2 separate regions of the Homo sapiens genome follow, and region 2 is linked to region 1. A link is a loop called in an ENCODE intact Hi-C map of the cell type or tissue named here. Cell type or tissue: PC-3. All regions are shown on one strand. Links, peaks and the distances in the headings refer to the core of each region. The heading gives the core; the rest is flanking DNA. Region 1 has its middle 140 kb from the start of ARL4A. Region 2 has its middle 20 kb from the start of ARL4A.

What was found. A loop is a pair of places that touch in the nucleus more often than their neighbours do. Peaks named below come from ENCODE experiments on the same cell type or tissue, not always from the same donor. Only the 100,000 strongest peaks of a DNase experiment are listed, where the experiment ranks them.
Region 2: a loop joins it to region 1, with 5 times the contacts of the local background. A loop is called at or near these places in 2 of 110 quality-filtered maps.

Annotation. Positions count from the first base shown.
Region 1 is chr7:12,822,401-12,831,382 of GRCh38, reverse strand. No RefSeq gene overlaps it. Among named protein-coding and RNA genes, the nearest start is that of ARL4A, 140 kb to the right of the region's middle. In PC-3, for the core only: no CTCF peak of the experiment used is centred there; a DNase peak (open chromatin) is centred at 3,832; H3K27ac peaks cover 843 bases.
Region 2 is chr7:12,703,057-12,712,038 of GRCh38, reverse strand. No RefSeq gene overlaps it. Among named protein-coding and RNA genes, the nearest start is that of ARL4A, 20 kb to the right of the region's middle. In PC-3, for the core only: no CTCF peak of the experiment used is centred there; DNase peaks (open chromatin) are centred at 1,748, 4,668 and 5,968; H3K4me3 peaks cover 1,351 bases; H3K27ac peaks cover 4,038 bases.

The sequences.
Region 1 (8,982 bases), core at 373-8,372:
CAAAACAAAAAGAATTGAAAAAGCACACAAAATTTTAAGAATAAAATGTGAAAGGATTAATTTTTTCAATGTACTAAGTCCATTTGCACTATATTTTAAATATATTTGACTTGATGTCTTCAATTTCCAGTATACGTGTTTTGATAAATAAATGCTGACTAGTATATTTGTGTACTTTCCATATTTGGAGAATTTCTCTTGTGCATTCCTCACCTCATTCAGATGTTGTTTATCACTGTCTTGGGTAGTTGAGTCTATGGTTCTTTCATACAGTAATACTTTCTTTACTTTATGTGTGTATGGAAAACTTTTAAAAATCACGTTGCTAGTGCACGGGCCAAAACAACTTGGGAAATTGACAGTTTTATTATTATTCATGACTCTCTTTTTTCCTAAGGTTCTCCTCACTGCCTTGAGATTTTGTTCTTGTGATAGATTAACCAATGCTAATATGTTAACCCTTAGAGATGATTTCTGTGAAATAATAGAGGTTTCTGGAGATTGAAAGGATAGACTCCAAAACTGGGAATTCAAACTCTGTGAAGTTTGGGATAGATGGTTGGTTCTTTGTAGTGTCAAAAACTCAAATTTTGTTCTGGGTTCCACTCCCCCACCCCTCCCCACCACAAAAAAAAAAAAAAAAATTTAGAAAAGCAGAATAATAAAATTAAGAAAATTTTTTTGTGCTACCTTTACAAATCACCAATCCATTTATTTTCCCCCAAATAAATTCAACAATATTAACTAGGTACCTGTTAAAGACTTATCTTCTTACTAGAGATGCAAATAAAAAGATGACTAAGATACAGACCTGCTCTCAAGAAAGTCCCAGAGAAAGCCATGGAGCCATCATTGCAATAGTGTTGCGAATTCTCTATTAGGTATGTGAACATGGAAAAGTAAAGAAACAAACAAGTAGAGGCTAAAATCTTCCACGTGGAGGCAGAATTTTAAATCATTGGCATTAAGAAATAAGTTTTAAAGGATTAAGAGATATGTCACGGTGACAGGAGTTTTTGGTGTGGAGAAAACATCAGGTGTTACGACTAAGAGGGGTACTGACGCATGGCTCACGAGTGGAACTGTGAGTAGTTTAGAATGGCAGGGGCTTCAGTTGACAGAGACCAAATCATGAAGGGCCTTAGATTCCATGCCAAGAGTTTGAAATTATCCTCTGAGCAATTGCATGATGGTGATATGGTTTAGATATGTCTCCCCACTCAAATCTCATGTTGAAATGTAATCCCTAATGTTGCAGGTGGGGCCTGGTGGGAGATGTCTGGGTCATGGGAATGAATCCCTCAAGGATTGGTGTTGGCCTTGTAATAGTGAGTGACTTCTTGTGAGATATGATGGCTTAAAAGTGTGCCACCCTCCCTCTCCCCTCTTGATCCCAGTCTCACCTTGTGATACATCAGCTCCTCCTTCGCCTTCTGCCATGATTAGTTTCCTGAGGCCTCCCCAGAAGCCAAGCAGGTCCCAGCACAGCCTATAGGCTTCCTACAAAGCCTGCAGAGCTGTGAGCCAATTAAACGTCTTTTCTTTATAAGTTACCAAGCTTCAGGTATTCCTTTATAGCAACACAAGAACAGCCTAACACAGGTGGCTAATTACACGTCACTGTTTTTCTGGAAAATCTTTGGTAATGCAAACGGGAAGACAGCAAAATATTTTAACCAAGAAGCAATGTAATCAGTTTCACATTTTGAAGAGTAATGCTGGTGATGGTGAGTGGAATTTCATTATTTTATTAACTAAAAACAAAGTGTGTGTGTGTGTGTGCATGTGTGTGCACATTTAGTATCTATAATACTATGGGTCAGGCACTGGGATGCATTACAGTTACAAACATAAAAAAAAAATGCGAACCTTAACCCCATGGAGACAGTTAAAGTAGTTACAATGTACATTAATTGGAAGGGAAATTAGGTAAAAGATTACTGGAAAACCCCACCAAGAAATATTGGAAGCAGAAATGACAGACTAGCTATGAGATAGATTACAGAGATATTGGCAAGACCTAATATATTATAACAATTGAATGTGTGATGGGGTAGCTTAAGAGTGAAAAAGAAATCTAGGATGATGCTAAAGTTTCTATCTTGGAAACAGCAGAAAAATAGCATTAGGCGTGGAAGAAGGAAGAACAATTTGGGAGAAATGGCATGGATTTCAGTCCTGGGCAAGCAGGGGTTGAGGTGTTTGTGAGACATGCAGATGGAAAAGTCCAGGATGCAAGAAATATGACACAGAAACTCTGTATCGATGTATTAGCCTGAGACACAGATTTGAGACTCCTCAGCCTCTTGATGGAAGTAGAAAAGGCATCAAAATATTAACAGTAATTGCCTATAGAAGGTAAAGCTTTTGATAAGTTCTTTTTAATCTTTTCTATTTTTCAAATTTCTATATATTCCTTTTATAACAATTTTTTAATTTTTTATTTTTAAAAGACAAATTAAAAAATATAATTTAGCTCAGTGTGACTATATAAACTTTTAAGACAAACTATGTGAGCCTACTCTCCAAATGCGAGATTAAGCAATTCACTTAAAAGAGCTAAACTATATTATATACAGATCCAGCCCCTTCACATAGATTATTTCATTTAAATCTTAAAACAAATGAATACCTGCTGATTGATGTATTGAACTGGAAAGGTTTTCTTTTAATAACCTACTTATTATGTATACTATTCATCTAACTCTTCCTCTGCACTATTTCAGCCCCTGCAAATTATATGCCTTAGGTATACTCACTGATTGTATGCATACACTTAGCTCTGATTTACACATGACAATCCTATTCCACTGGGCAATAATCTAGTATATTTAACATAAGTGTGCTCTCATTATACCTTTGAGCATTGTGTCTTCAGGCATCATAAAGATATGCTATGACATTGTGGTTTCTTTATTTTTTATTTTTCTTTTCTGAGATGGAGGCTTGCTCTGTCACCCAGGCTGGAGTGCCGTGGCGCAATCTCAGCTCACTGCAACCTCTGAGATTCTCCCGCCTCAGCCTCCTAAGTAGCTGGGATTACAGGTGAGCATCAACACATCCGGCTAATTTTTGTATTTTTAGAATAGACAGTGTTTCACCATGTTTGCCAGGCTGTTCTTCAACTCCTGGCCTCAAGTGATCCACCCACCTTGGCTCCCCAAAGTTCTGGTATTACAAGTGTGAGTCAGACGTTGTTGTTAAGTGCAGAAAAAATTCTTCCATGTCAAATGATAACCAACACTTACGAAGCACTTGCTGTGTCAGGCACCATTGTAAGCACTCTACAGATAATAGCTCAGCTATTCATGACAATGGCCTGAGAAGGTATTATTATTATCGTCCCCATTTTATAGATGGAGAAACTAAGGCATTAAGTAACTTCAAGGTCACAGAGCTAGAAAGCAGCAGAGCCAGAAGTAAAACCCAGAGTCAAAGTTAGTTCCTACTGCTGCATTAGGCTGCCTCTCACATAAAGGGTCTTCATCTTTCAACCCTCAGCCTTCCACTTGCAGAACCAGTTGTATTCTTTCCCAGTGACTATTGAAAAGCAATGCTGATAGAATGCCTCCAAGCCATAGAATAAGGGTTGGGAGTGGGCTAGGATTCTGAGTCACTATAAGCTATGGTAGCACAGATTTGAAGTTCTATGTCACATGGATCATTTTTCCCTCTCTATCTAAACCCAGGAACTGAAACCTTGAATGAACTTCCTAGTCCACCTTCCACTCTGGCATGCAGTAAAGCCATGACTAAAATTCACCACTGCCACATATGGAGTATTACAAGAGCAAACAAAACTAAACATGACTGTGGCTGAGAAAAGAAAGATAACAAGGCTGAAAATACACCTCCCAGGAATCCAAATCCCTGCCAATAATTTAATCACCAAAACATAAATAGTGACTGTTAATATTTTACTGTAAGATTGAGGTAGCATCACTTAGAGGAAACAGCAAAGGTTTCGTATATAGACAAACCTGGGGTTCATGCACGTCCTTGACATTTACTTGGTGAGTAACCTCACAGAATACACGTAACCTCCCTGAGTCTGTTTTCCTATTTACAAAAGGAAAATAAAAACTATTTTATAATGTTATTGAGAAAATAAATGAAAGAACCGAAAAACCACAAAATCACTACTTAAACATAAGATATTATCATAATGGCTAAGCAACCAAACTCTATTATTCTCAGTGGCTATGCACATTATCCAATTGGCTACACCATTCAAGCTTGAACTATTGTGTCAAAACATTTTTCTGTATGGAATAAGGCATATTTCATTAGTATCTATTCTATGGTATTTTTATGACCAATACTGTGTCTGTATCTTTATATATTTATATTAGATCTACACTTTATATTCTTATAAAACATTTCTATGTTTTTATTTTGCTTTCTAAAATACCACATTTGAATGATTGACTTCTCTGCTGTATCTCTCCATCAGACTTAGTATCTGGACCTTATTGTCAACACTACCTAATGATATCTCCCTCTGGAAGATGTGCAAAAAGTGGGGATACTGGAAAACAGGGGATACAGGGAAAACGGAATTTTTTTTGTTGCAAAATTCTTCCTAAATGACTTATTACAGAAGTGTTTAAGCAATTTTTTTTCCTAGATATTTATCACTAAGGATCAAGTGTGCTCATGCGTTAGTATGCGTTCTAGGAAACATTATGATTTTAAAGCCTCTCTCCTGAATGACTTTATAAAATTTTATACAATATTACAGAAGCAAATAACAAAGTGACTCTTTGAGTCCTGGAGCCTATCTAGTGATTGCACTGGCCCTGTACTGAAAGTGTCCTCCATTAATGCTTTTAATCTTCAGTGCTGGAGATTTTATTGAATGTTGTAGTAGTCTGTTCTTGGACCACTATAAAGAAATGCCTGAGACTGGATAATTTATAAAGAAAAGAGATTTAACTGGCTTATAGTTTCACAGGCTGTACAGGAAGCATGGCTGGGGAGGCCTCAGGAAACTGACTATCATAGTGGAAAGCAAAGGGGAAACAGGTATATCTTACATGGACAGAACAGGAGGAAGAGGATGAGGGGGAAGGTGCCAAACACTTTTAGACAACCAGATCTCATGACAACTCTATCACGAGAACAGGCCCAAAGGGGGAAATCTGTCACCATGATGCAATCATCTCCCACCAGGCCCCAACCTCAACATTAGATTACAATTTGACATGAGACTTGGGCAGGGACACAAATTCAAACCATATCAAATGTGAACTTGGAACCAAAACTGAGAGTTTTCTGAATTTGGAGATCAGACTTTGGGAATAACTTGATAATAGGAATTTAAAATTTTACATGCATTTTTAAGATCCACTTGATGGCAGATTCCCTCTTTGTACTGCAAATCTTTTGTGAGAAGAGGGGGCATTCAAATTTTTTAAATGGTAAGTTTATAGAAGTTTTACACTAGAAATAGAGTCTATTACTTTAATTTAATGTAAATTAAGTAATTTACATTACTTTTAATGGCAAAAGCTGCAATTACTTTTGCACCAACCAATACAATTTATAGAATGTCATTCTATTTTTTTGTTTTGTTTAAGGAAGAAGAAAATTGTTGTGATTGCAATTATCAGGCTTTTCTTTCTTCTGAAGAAAATAGTTTTTTACGTCAAAGGCCTAATATGCTGAAACAGATTTACTTTATTGTTTCAGAGAAGACTACTTTTCAGGTAAAATTTAAATACAAGTAACCTAACCTAATGAAAAATTATCACAAGCTGACCTCTTTTGCAGAGCTTTTGAGATTTCATAAATAAGCACCACACAGAGACTAAAAAGGTATAGAAGGAAACAAAGTAAGTTTGAGATAATAGCTACCTTGAAAAGGAAAGAGAATATTTCCAGAGATTGTGGTTGAACTTTTTCTGCAATTAAGAAACTTTGTAGTTATTTTTTTATTTTAGATTTGGGGGTACATGTGAAGATTTGTTACATAAGTAAACTCGTGTTATTGGGGTTTGTTGTACATATTATTTTATCACACAAGTATTAATAGTTATCCCAATAGTTATCTTTTCTGCTCCTCTCCCTCCCTCCACCCTCCCTCCTCTAGTAGACTCAATGTCTGCTGTTTCCTTCTTTGTGTTCGTAAGTTCTTATCATTTAGCTCCTACTTATAAGTGAGAACATTAGGCATTTGGTTTTCTGTTCCTGTGTTAGTTTGCTAAGGATAATAGCCTCCAGCTCCATCCATGTTCCCACAGAATACATGATCTGTTCTTTTTTTTTGGCTGCATAGTATTCCATGGTGTATATGTACATTTTCTTCATCTAATCTGTCATTGATGGGCATTGAGGTTGATTCCATGTCTTTACTATTGAGAATAGTGCTGCAATGAACATTCACGTGCATGTGCCTTTATGGCAGAATAATTTATATTCCTCTGGGTATATACCCAGTAATGGGATTGCTGGGTTGAATGGTAGTTCTGCTTTTAGCTCTTTGAGGAATCACCATATTGCTTTCCAAGATGGTTAAACTAATTCACACTGCCAACAACAGTGCATAAGTGTCCCCTTTTCTCTGCAACCTCATCAGCATCTGCTAGTTTTTGACTTTTTAATAGTAGCCATCCATTCTGACTGGTGTGAGATAGTATCTCATTGTAGTTTTGATTTGCATTTCTCTAATGATCAATGATCATTGAGAAAAATGAGCTTTTTTTCATGTTTGTTTGCCACATGTATGTCTTCTTTTGAGAAATTTCTGTTCATGTTATTTGCTCACTTTTTAATTGAGTTTTTTTGTTTGTTTGTTTGTTTTACTCTTGTAAATTTAAGTTCCTTATAGATGCTGGATATTAGACCTATGTCAGATGCATAGTTTGCAAATATTTACTCCCATTCTGTAGGTTGTTTGCTTACTCTGTTGATAGTTTCTTTTGCTGTGCAGAAGCTCTTGTTTAATTAGATAACATTTGTCAATTTTTGCTTTTGTTGCAATTGCTCTTGGGGTCATTGTCATGAAATCTTTGCCCGTTCCTATGTCCAGGATGGTATTGCCTAGGTAGTCTCCCAGAATTTTTATAATTTGGGGTTTTATATTTAAATCTTTAGTCCGTCTTCAGTCAATTTTTGTGTATGGAGTAAGGTAGGGGTCCAGCTTCAATCTGCTGCATATGGCTAGCCAGTTAACCCAGCACCATTTATTGAATACAGAATCTTTTCCCTATTGATTGTTTTTGTCAGTTTTGTCAAAGATCAGATGGTTGTAGATATGTAGCCTTATTTCTGGGCTCTCTATTCTGTTCCATCAGTCCACGTGCCTGTTTTTGTACCAGTACCATGCTGTTTTAGTTACTGTAGACTTGTAGTATAGTTAGAAGTCAGGTAATGTGATGCCTTTTTGCTCTTTTTGTTTAAGATGGCCTTGGCTATTCAGGCTCTTTTTTAGTTCCATATAAATATTAGTATAGTTTTTTTTTCTAGTTCTGTGAAGAATGTCATTGGTAGTTTGATAAGAATAGCATTGATTCTGTAAGTTGCTTTGGGCAGTATACCTCTTTTAATGATATTGATTCTTCCTGTCCATGAGCATGAGATGTTTTTCCATTTGTTTGTGACTTCTCTGATTTCTTTTTGAGCAACGTTTTGTAACTCTCATTGCAGAAATATTTCATTTCCATAGTTAGCTGTATTCCTAGGTATTTTATTCTTTTTGTGGCAACCGTGAATGAGATTGCCTTTCTGATATGGCTCTTGGTTTGTCTGTTGGTAGTGTACAGGAATGCTAGTAATTTTTGTAAATTGATTGTGTATCCTGCAACTTGGCTGAAGTTATTTATCAGCTGGAGGAGCTTTTGGGCCGACACTATGGGGTATTCCAGATATAGAATTATGTCATCTGCAGGCAGAGATCATTTGACTTCCTCTCTTACTATTTGAATGCCCTTTAATTTTTTATTTTACCTGATTGCTCTGGCTAGGACTTCCAATACTTTGTTGAATAGAAGTTGGTGAGAGGGAGCATCCTTGTCTTGTGTACGTTTTCAAGAAGAATGCTTTCAGCTTTTGCCCATTCTGTATAATATAGGCTGTGGATTTGTCATAGATGGCTCATTATTTTGAGGTATGTTCCTTCAATACCTAGTTTACTGAGAATTTTTAACATGAAGGGTGTTGAATTTTGTCAAAAACCTTTTCTGCATCTATTGAGATAGTCATGTGGTTTTTGTCTTTAGTTCTGTTTATGTGATGAATCACATTTATTGATGTTCATATGTTGAACTGACCTTGCATCCCAGGGATGAAGCATACTTGATCATGACGGATTAGCTTTTTGAGGTACTGCTGGGTTTGGTTTTCCATATTTTGTTGAGGATTTTTGCTTCGATGTTCATTAAGGAATTGGCCTGAAATCTCCTTTTTTAAAATTTTGTTTCTGGCAGGTTTTGATGATGCTGATCTCATAGAATGACTTGGGGAGGAGTCCCTCCTCAATTTTTTGACTAGTTTTTGTAGGAATCGTACCAGTGCCTCTTTGTACATCTGGTGGAATTCAGCTGTGAATCCATCAGGTCCCAGGTTTTTTTTGATTGTTAGGTTATTTATTACTGATTCAGTTTTGGAACTCGTTATTGATCTGTTCAGGGAATCAATTTCTTCCTGGCTTAGTCCTGGAATGGTGTATGTGTCTAAGATTTTATCCATCTCTTCTAGGTATTTTAATTTGTGTGCATAGAAGTTTTCATAGTAGTTTCTGATTATTGTTTTCATTTCTGCAAGGTCACTAGTAACATTACCTTCATCAAGAAATTTTGTTTATATTAATTCAGAACCATTTTAAGTACGACTGTAAGGCTTTTGCCTTCAGTAATTAGATAACTCATAATTTCAATTTTTAGCCTTCTTTGCACCTAGTATTTTTGGAAACTACTCGATGTAAAGACCATGTAAAGAAAGCTAATGTTCATGCATATGAATAGCCATATTTTTAATATTGGC
Region 2 (8,982 bases), core at 249-8,248, 120 kb after region 1:
ATCTACTCACACGACATTTACCTTTTTTATCAGTTGTGAGTGAAACCAACAGGAATAAAATGAAGGCCTTAAAAGAATGAACAGGCCGGGTGCGGTGGCTCACGCCTGTAATCCCAGCACTTTGGGAAGCCGAGACGGGCAGATCACGAGGTCAGGAGATTGAGACCATCCTGGCTAACACGGTGAAACCCCATCTCTACTAAAAAATATACAAAAAAATTAGCCGGGCGTGGCGGCGGGTGCCTGTAGTCCCAGCTACTCGGGAGGCTGAGGCGGGAGCATGGCGTGAACCCGTGAGGCGGAGCTTGCAGTGAGCCGAGATCGCGCGGCTGCACTCCCGCCTGGGCCACAGAGCGAGACTCCGCCTCCAAAAAAAAAAATTAGCCGGGCGTGATGGCGGGCGCCTGTAGTCCCAGCTACTCGTGAGGCTGAGGCAGGAGAATGGCGTGAACCCGGGAGGCGGAGCTTGCAGTGAGCCGAGATCGCGCCACTGCACTCCAGCCTGGGTGACAGAGCGAGACTCTGTCTCAAAAAAAAAAAAAAAAAAAGAGAATGAACAAGGTGGTTGTGCTTGACTTGGTGACTCTCTGGTTTTAAAAGTAGCAGTGAAGAAACCATCTAGATTCAAAGTAAGTAATGATGAGTAATTCTACCTACACTAAGATAGGAGTCCAAGACGTTGACTGAGGCAGAATTTCTAGATACATAGAAACGAGCAGAAACCTAGAGACAAAGGGACTGCCAAGCTGAAGTCGTTCGTGTGGCTATTCAAACATTTTGAGTTTACATGAATTGCCTATGAACTCTGTGAACTTCTAAGCCATAAGAAAAGTGTCGGCCGGGCCGGGTGACTGACGTCTGTAATCCCAGCACTGTGGGAGGCCGAGGCAGGTGGATCACCTGCGGTCAGGAGTTCTAGACCAGCCTGGCCAACATGGCAAAAACCAGCCTCTACTAAAAATACAAAAATTAGCTGGGCGTGGTGGCTGTAATCCCAGCTACTTGGAAGGCTGAGGCAGGAGAATTGCTTGAACCCGGGAGGCAGAGGTTGCAGTGAGCCGGGATCATACCACGGTACTCCAGCCTGGGCGACAAGAGCGAAACTCTGTCTCAAAAAAAAAAAAAAAAAGAAAAGAAAAGTGTTACTGTGCTGTGTCCAAGATATAATCATAATGAGCCCTTCATGCAAACTGCATCCTGTTACAACCAGCTTTCAATAGGCCTGAAATGCTTGTCAAGATGTGACCCATTATCCATGTCCCATATCAAATATACACAGATGATTTCAGTAGTAATACTACTACTTAGTTTAAGAAGTATTTTTATATTATAAAATATATAATTGGGGTAGTGGTATGTTTTAATATTTAAATAATTGTCCATTTCTATAAGGCATAGAGAAATGTAGCTTTAGTGGATTTTGTATTACATGACTATTCCCTTTTTTATCATCTCAAAGCATATTTTTTCTTTCTAAATTGATTTTCTTTGAAAATTGAACATATCAAGTTTTAGAAGGCCAGTACTGAGAAGGCATAATGGCTTCCTGAGCTAGAATCTGAGACTCAGTTATTACAACAGAGAATCTATTTATCTCTCTGATGATTTAGGGCAGAAAACAGGTTGAGAATCAGTAGTCTGGATTTATTTATTCTATTTGCACAATGTAATACTGAACCAATTTCTCCAAGTGCCTAACTTCCTTTCTTGGAAGTTATGGAGCAATAACTTTTAATTGGAGAGTGATAAAACCAACCCACATTCCACATTGTTGAGATGCTTAACTAATAAGCATGTTTTAAAGGCACTTACACAATGGAGAGCCCTTTAACCAAAAAAATAAAAATTGATTTGCCTACTAAGTCCATTAACTGTACATAATGACACAATTTATTTGCACAAGAATTTTAGAATATTGGCAGTATTGGGTAATATAAAGATTTTGAATAGTGGCTTTAAAAGCCACCAAAAAATACAGTACTAAAAAAATTATATGGTATTAAATATAATAAAATTCCGTTCCATTGCAAAGTCAGAGGTTATATGCAAAATATGCGAAAGGCTCCCAACCTGAGGGCTGGAAAAAAACAGGGCACCAGGCCTATAAGGAATAGTTGTGTTTCCTGTTGCTCAGTAACTGTCCTGACCATGAAGAGAGATTTCACTGTGTCTAATTTTTTCTGGTCCTCTATAGGATGACTAAAGCAGAAGAAAAGAGTTAAGAAAAAGCCAGAATTCAGAAGACCAACTAGAAATTAACCTTTAGCATGTGGATCATTACTCTTAATGAAGAGAAATCATTCTGCTGCTTATGCAAAATCTATTGGTCTCTTCTGTGTTATAGTGTAGCTCAGTTTCTTCCTGAAACTCTTTGTATTCCTCTACGATAACTCTTCTACTATTATAGGAATTATTAATATTTTAACCTGTCTGCTTGTTTTATCATATCTGAACTCTGCAGACTTTGTCTCATTCACCTTTGTATGCCTAATGCTTGTTAATGTGTGAATATATAAAGACAAAATATTAGGATGTATTTTCAAGATTTTTTTTTTTTTTTGACACAGTCTTGCTGTGTTGCCAAGGCTGGAGTGCAGTGGCACGATTTCGGCTCACAGCAGCCTCTGCCTCCTGGGTTCAAGCAGTTCTCGTGGCTTACCCTCCTGAATAGCTGAGATTACAGGCGTGTGCCAACATGCCCGGCTAATTTTTGTATTTTTAGTAGAGACAGGGTTTTACCATGTTGGCCAGGCTGGTCTCGAGCTTCTGACCTCAAGTGATCCACCCGCCTTGGCCTCCCAAAGTGCTAGGATTATAGGCGTGAGCCACCATGCCCGGCCTATTTTCATGATCTTAAAAAACTAAGAATAAACTCGATTCCCAGAACCTTACTTCTATACATATAAAACATGCAAAAATCTACCTTTAAATTTTAATTTAGATTTCAAAATGTGTTATTCTCTTTCTTTCTTCCTCCTCTTTCATTCCACCCTTTACTTTGTCCTTTACTTACTATTCGTTGAAAAAGCAATTAGGTAGGAAGTCAGTCTAGCAAGCTTGGTAGATTAACTACATATGGGGGGATTGAGCAATTAATACAGTAAGATAATGGAAGCCGTCATCATCTTACTGTCAGAGAAGGAATATATGAATATGACAAGGAATAAAACTATAATAAAGTCTGTGGTGACAGGAAATAGGAATTGGAGGTGTTGGTGTGTACTCATAAATAAGTATATTTGTGTATATATAAATATATAGGTAGGTAGATACACATACACACACATGCACACATACAAATATGTGAGGGAGAGAAAAAGAGAGGAGGAAATAGAGCAATAGCAATATGCATGTATAGAAATTATTTTTCCACTGAGGAAGGCCTAGAAGGAGCAGTATCCTTTTAGCATATCAAGTACTCAGATCTTGATTTCTAAATGCCACTCTACTGAAAGAAACAGGGCTTCTTGGAGGAATGGCTGATCTCAGGACTGGGACAAGGAAAGAACAAATGAACATAAATCATCTGATTGTGCCAGGAAGTAATGAAGTGCTGAAAGAATAATGAGAACATGTCAAAAGTACACAGAAGCCAACCTGGAAAAGGGCTTACTCCTACTGGTCAAATCTATTTTTATTTATTTATTTTTATTTTTATTTTTTTTGAGCATCAAAAGAAATGATGATAGTACTGAATTATAGTACATTGAATAAAATAGGAATTCATGAGTCCTCTATGATAAAGATAAATAAATGGGGAGTTTAATACTAAATAATGTAGAAGGAGTGAAAGCATTAGAAAATCAACATTTTTCAACCAATATAGCAATAATCAGGCAAGACATAGCAATGAATGCTAAAACTAATGGGTAAAAGTAGGTGGAGGAACAGAATTTTACAGTCTCAAAATTTCTCCCCACAAAGTAATTACTCATTCCAAAATGTATAAAAACATTGTACCTTTACAATAGAGAAGCCTCACAGAAGCCACCTTATTTAAACGATCAAAGTTAACATCACTAGTAATGGGAAACATTGACACCATGTGCCACATGATAGGATGCAAGGAAAGTAGCAAAGCGTCACTTCTGTGAAATTTTGTCAAAAAAATGCATTACCTGAAAATAATTACGAGGAAACATTAGATAAACCCAAATTCAGGGACAGTTTCCAAAACAACTGACTTATAATTTTCAAATATGACATGGCCATGAAAGGAAAGAGGAAGAAACTGTTCCAATATGAGACAACCAGATACCATACTAATTCTGGACTACATCCCTTTACCATAAAGGACATTATTAAAACAACTGGCCAACCCTGGATGAGGTCTCTGCATGAAGGGTATACATACCTTTTTTTGTATGATTCTTTCAACTTTTCTTCAATTTTCAAATTGTTCCAAAATTGAAAGTGGAAAAAAAAAATGTTTAAAGTGCCAGTCCTTGACTCTGACTTGGATGATTAAATATCCTAATAGTCAATTTCATATAAAAAATAACTTGATACATTTGTATAACCAAGTTCAAACATTGTGAACATTGTGAACACACAGTAAGTGGTGACTCACAAAATGCCTCACCAGTGAATTACCAGTAACATTAGCAGTAGTACTTAACATTCATGTAGCACCCACATTATTGTACATAATACAGCAAAGTAATGGCTCCCTCAAGGAGCTGCTTTTCTAAGAAACAAAAGCTAGTGTGTGTGTGTGTGTGTGTGTGTGTGTGTGTATCCAAATACAATGTTTTCAAAGAAATGTAGACCATGGGTCAGATGTCACAAAGACAGTTGACTCAGACTATTCCTCTCCCTTTTATTTCAGGTTTAAGGAGGCACAAATCCAGGTGTTCCCACATTACCAAATTACTACTCTGTAGTTTGAAAGGAATGACAATGACATCCTGTTTCTGGTCATGGCTAATTTAGTATACACTGCACCTGTAAAACTCCAGGCCATCAACATTTCAGGAAGGCTATGTAATCAAAGTGGTGACACTTACTACTGAGAATTATTGGTGACTTCCAGAGTACAGCACAAGCCCTCTCTCCACCTGACTTTCAATTACAACAGAGGGTCAGAAGAGTCCAATAAAGGCAGAACCTGAAGATGTCTGTGGCTGCCTGCTGCTCCTCCTGCAAATCAGAGCTCCCTGAACATTCCTCTGTGTAGCCAAGAGGCAAAATTTTAGCTCTGCCTCCTGAAAAATCTCTTTGATCCTCCCACATTTACTTACGACAAAATCCACCCTTCCCTCTTCCAACAGAGTTTTAACATTTGCTTATCCATTTCTATCAATTATTACGCAGACCACAGACTGCCATATACAGAATTGGTATAGATACGAAAAATATCATATGCGGAGTGAGCGTTAGCTCATTCAAACTTCTGAAGAATTACTGAAAATGACATTACTTGACAGAATGTCAGAAATTTCATATGTGTTCTGTACAAACCTCAGACAAAATTTTATTGGTAATCTAATAATAAGAATAATATTGGATGATTACTAAGGGTAGGGCAAGATTCTAACTACTTAACATGTATTGATTCTTGTAATCCTCATGACAACTCTAAAGGGGTATATTATTGTTATCCATTTAATAGTTGAGAATAGCATGGCTCAGAGAGGCTAAATAACCTGTCCAAAGTTATATAGCTGATAAATGGCAAAACCAGCATTTTTACCCAGGCAGCCTGGTTCCAGAACCCAAGTCTTAATAATATCACACTTTCTCTCTCTTCGAGAGCTCTTACATGTCATCCCATCACACTTTTAGTCTAACTTTTTCTATTCTATCCATCGGATCTGAAATCACAGCATTTCAAATTTAAGAAATTAAAAATAATCATTCCAAGATACATAAGTGATTCATTATATTCCAAAATATGTTAGCTAGATAAAAATGATATCAAGAAGGCTGGGCACAGTGACTCATGCCTGTAATCCCAGCATGTTGGGAGGCCGAGGTGGGAAGATTGCTTAAGTCCAGGAGCTTGAGACTAACCTGGACAACAGTGAGACTCTCGTCTCTACAAAAAATACAAAATTAGCCAGGCACGGTGGTGTGGGCCTGTAGTCCCAGCTGCTCAGGAAGCTGAGGCAGAAGGATCACTTGAGCCCAGGAGTTCAAGGCTGCAGTGAGTGGTGATCATGCCAATGCACTCCAGCCTGGGTGACACAGCAAGACCCTGTCTCAAAACAAAACAAAACAAAATTAAAAATTTTTTAAAAATCACCTGCAAATCATATCAAGAATTTAAAGTATACCTGAAATGGAAATTGACAATTTAATCTGATAAGTATAAATGGCAGATACTGAGGCTTAGATTAATGGGAAGAATATCAATAGCAATTTTATTCAAAACAAAAAACCCACCAAAGGCTCTGCTTCTCCTCACTCCCAATCCATGTCCATGCTTGTAGGGATACATGTATCTTAGTCTCTGGAGAAATCACTGCTTGAAATACTCAATGTTTCTAAAAACACTCAGAAATGATAACTATTGTAGTACCTAGTAAAGATTAAATTAAAGACTCTGTATACAACCACTATGGAAAACAGTTTGGATGTTCCCCAAACTAAAAATAGAACTACCATATGATCTAGCAATCCCACTGCTAGGGATATCAACATATTGAAGGAAATCAGTATATCGAAGGCATATCTGCACTCCCATGTTTGTTGCTGCACTGTTTACAAGAGCAAAAATTTGGAAGCAGTCTAAGTGTACATCAACAGATAAATGGATAAAGAAAATGTGTACATATACAAAATGGAGTACTAGTCAGCTATAAAAAAGAATGAGATTGGCCGGGTGTAGTGGTTCACACCTGTAATCCCAGCACTTTGGGAGGCCGAGGTGGGCAGATCACCTGAGGTCAGGAGTTCGAGACCAGTATGACCAAGATAGTGAAACCCTGTCTCTACTAAAAATACAAAAATTAGCCAGGCATGGTGACGGGCGCCTGTAATCCCAGCTACTTGGGAGGCTGAGGCAGGAGAATTGCTTGTACCCAAGAGGCGGAGGTTGCAGTGAGCCAAAATTGTGCCATTGCACTCCAGCCTGGGTGACAACAGTGGGAAAAAAAAAAAAAAAGAGATTTTGTCATTTGCAACAACATGGATGGAATTGGAAGTCATGTTAAATGAAATAAGTCAGACACAGAAAGACAAACTTCACATGTCTGCACTTATTTGTGGGAGCTAAAAATCAAAACAATTGAACCCATGGAGCTAGAGAGTAGAAGGATGGTTACCAAAGGATGAGAAGGGTAGTGGAGGGGTGGAGAGGAACTGGAGATGGTTAATGGGTACAAAATAAAAATAGATACAAAGAATGAATAAGACCTAGTATTCGATAGCACAACAGGGTCACTATAGTAAATAATAACTTAATTGTACATTTTAAAATAGCTAAAAGAGTATAATTGGATTGTTTGTAACACAGGGGATAAATGCTTAAGGGTATAGATATCCTATTTTCCATGATGTGATGATTATAATGCACTACATGGCTGTATCAGGGCATCTCACGTACTCCCATTAGTATATACACCTACTATGTACCCACAACAGTTTTTTAAAAAAAGAATCTGAAGTTTGGAAAAAAAAGCCTCTGATCTTTTAAAAATATATATTGATCAATGAATAAGGAATTACAAAGCACTAAATTATACCTTATACCCTCTTTTAAAAATAATATGATTACATATATGAAATCAATGTAAATGTTTATGTATAAATAGAAAGTATACATATTCTAGAATTTCATATTCTAGAATAGTATAAATAATGATACAGGCTAGTGTCAAACGTCTCTGAAAAGATAGTTGGAAACAAAACTGAAATGAATGTAGTAGCTAGGGATCAGCTGTGCTTTACTTCATGTTCTTTGTTTGGAAAGAAATTAGTTCTTTCTGGAACCTTGGTCTATATTGAGTCATGCTGGGGCTTTTCTTGGCTCAAGGCTTCACTTTTTATTATTATCTGTTAGCAACCACATCTGGAAAGATTGCCTTTTTTTTCACCCCTAACATGGTAGCTTTTCATAGTTTCCTCATGCGTTACAGATCTATTATAGAAGAATGATGGAACTAATATATAGGTGAAAGAAAGAATATGCACTTTCTCATGCTGTTTTGGCTAAATATCTCTATAGTCTTATTTACCCATATCCAGGACTTTTTTTTTTTTTTTTTTTTTTTTTTTGGAGACAGTGTCTTGTTGTATGGCCCAGGCTGGAGTGCAGTGGCACAATGGCACAACCTTGGCTCATTGTAACCTCCGCCTCCAGAACTCAAGCAATTCTCCTGCCTCAGCCTCCCAGCTAATTTTTATATTTTTAGTAGAGATGGAGTTTCGCCATGTTGGCCAGGCTGGTCTGAAACTCCTGACCCCAGGTGACCCACTCGCCTCAGCCTCCCAAATTGCTGGGATTACAGGCGTGTGCCACCACGCCCAGCCCAGGACTTTTTATTTATGGGATTTTAAATCCCTGAATCTCTAATTGAAAAAAAGAAAATACAAAAAAAAAAAAAAAAAAAAAAAAAAACTCAGATGTTCACAGAGAAGGGTTTCCTCCTGGATGGCCTCATTCCCAGTATGGTTTCTGCCATTCTGAAAGCACCAGTCACTTGGTTTGAAAACTCTTTACTCAACTTCAGCTCAAGCAACTTTGACATCAATGAGCACAAACGATAAAAGTTTTAACTTTTTATTATTACTTAAATTTTAAGTATTTTTTTAGCAGCAAAAGAATATAAATGCTGCTTCATTTAAAGAAAATATAATTTGAATGCATATCTACAATATGAAATAATTGATATAAGTTCTAAAATTAAAGAGATCCAGATTCAACAGGTAGCTCTGCCTTAACTGTGTAACTTTCAGCAAGTTAATTAATGATCTTAAGTTGATTTGCTTTTCTGTGTGACTAATAGTGCTACTTTAAAAATCCCATCGCTTTTTCTTTTT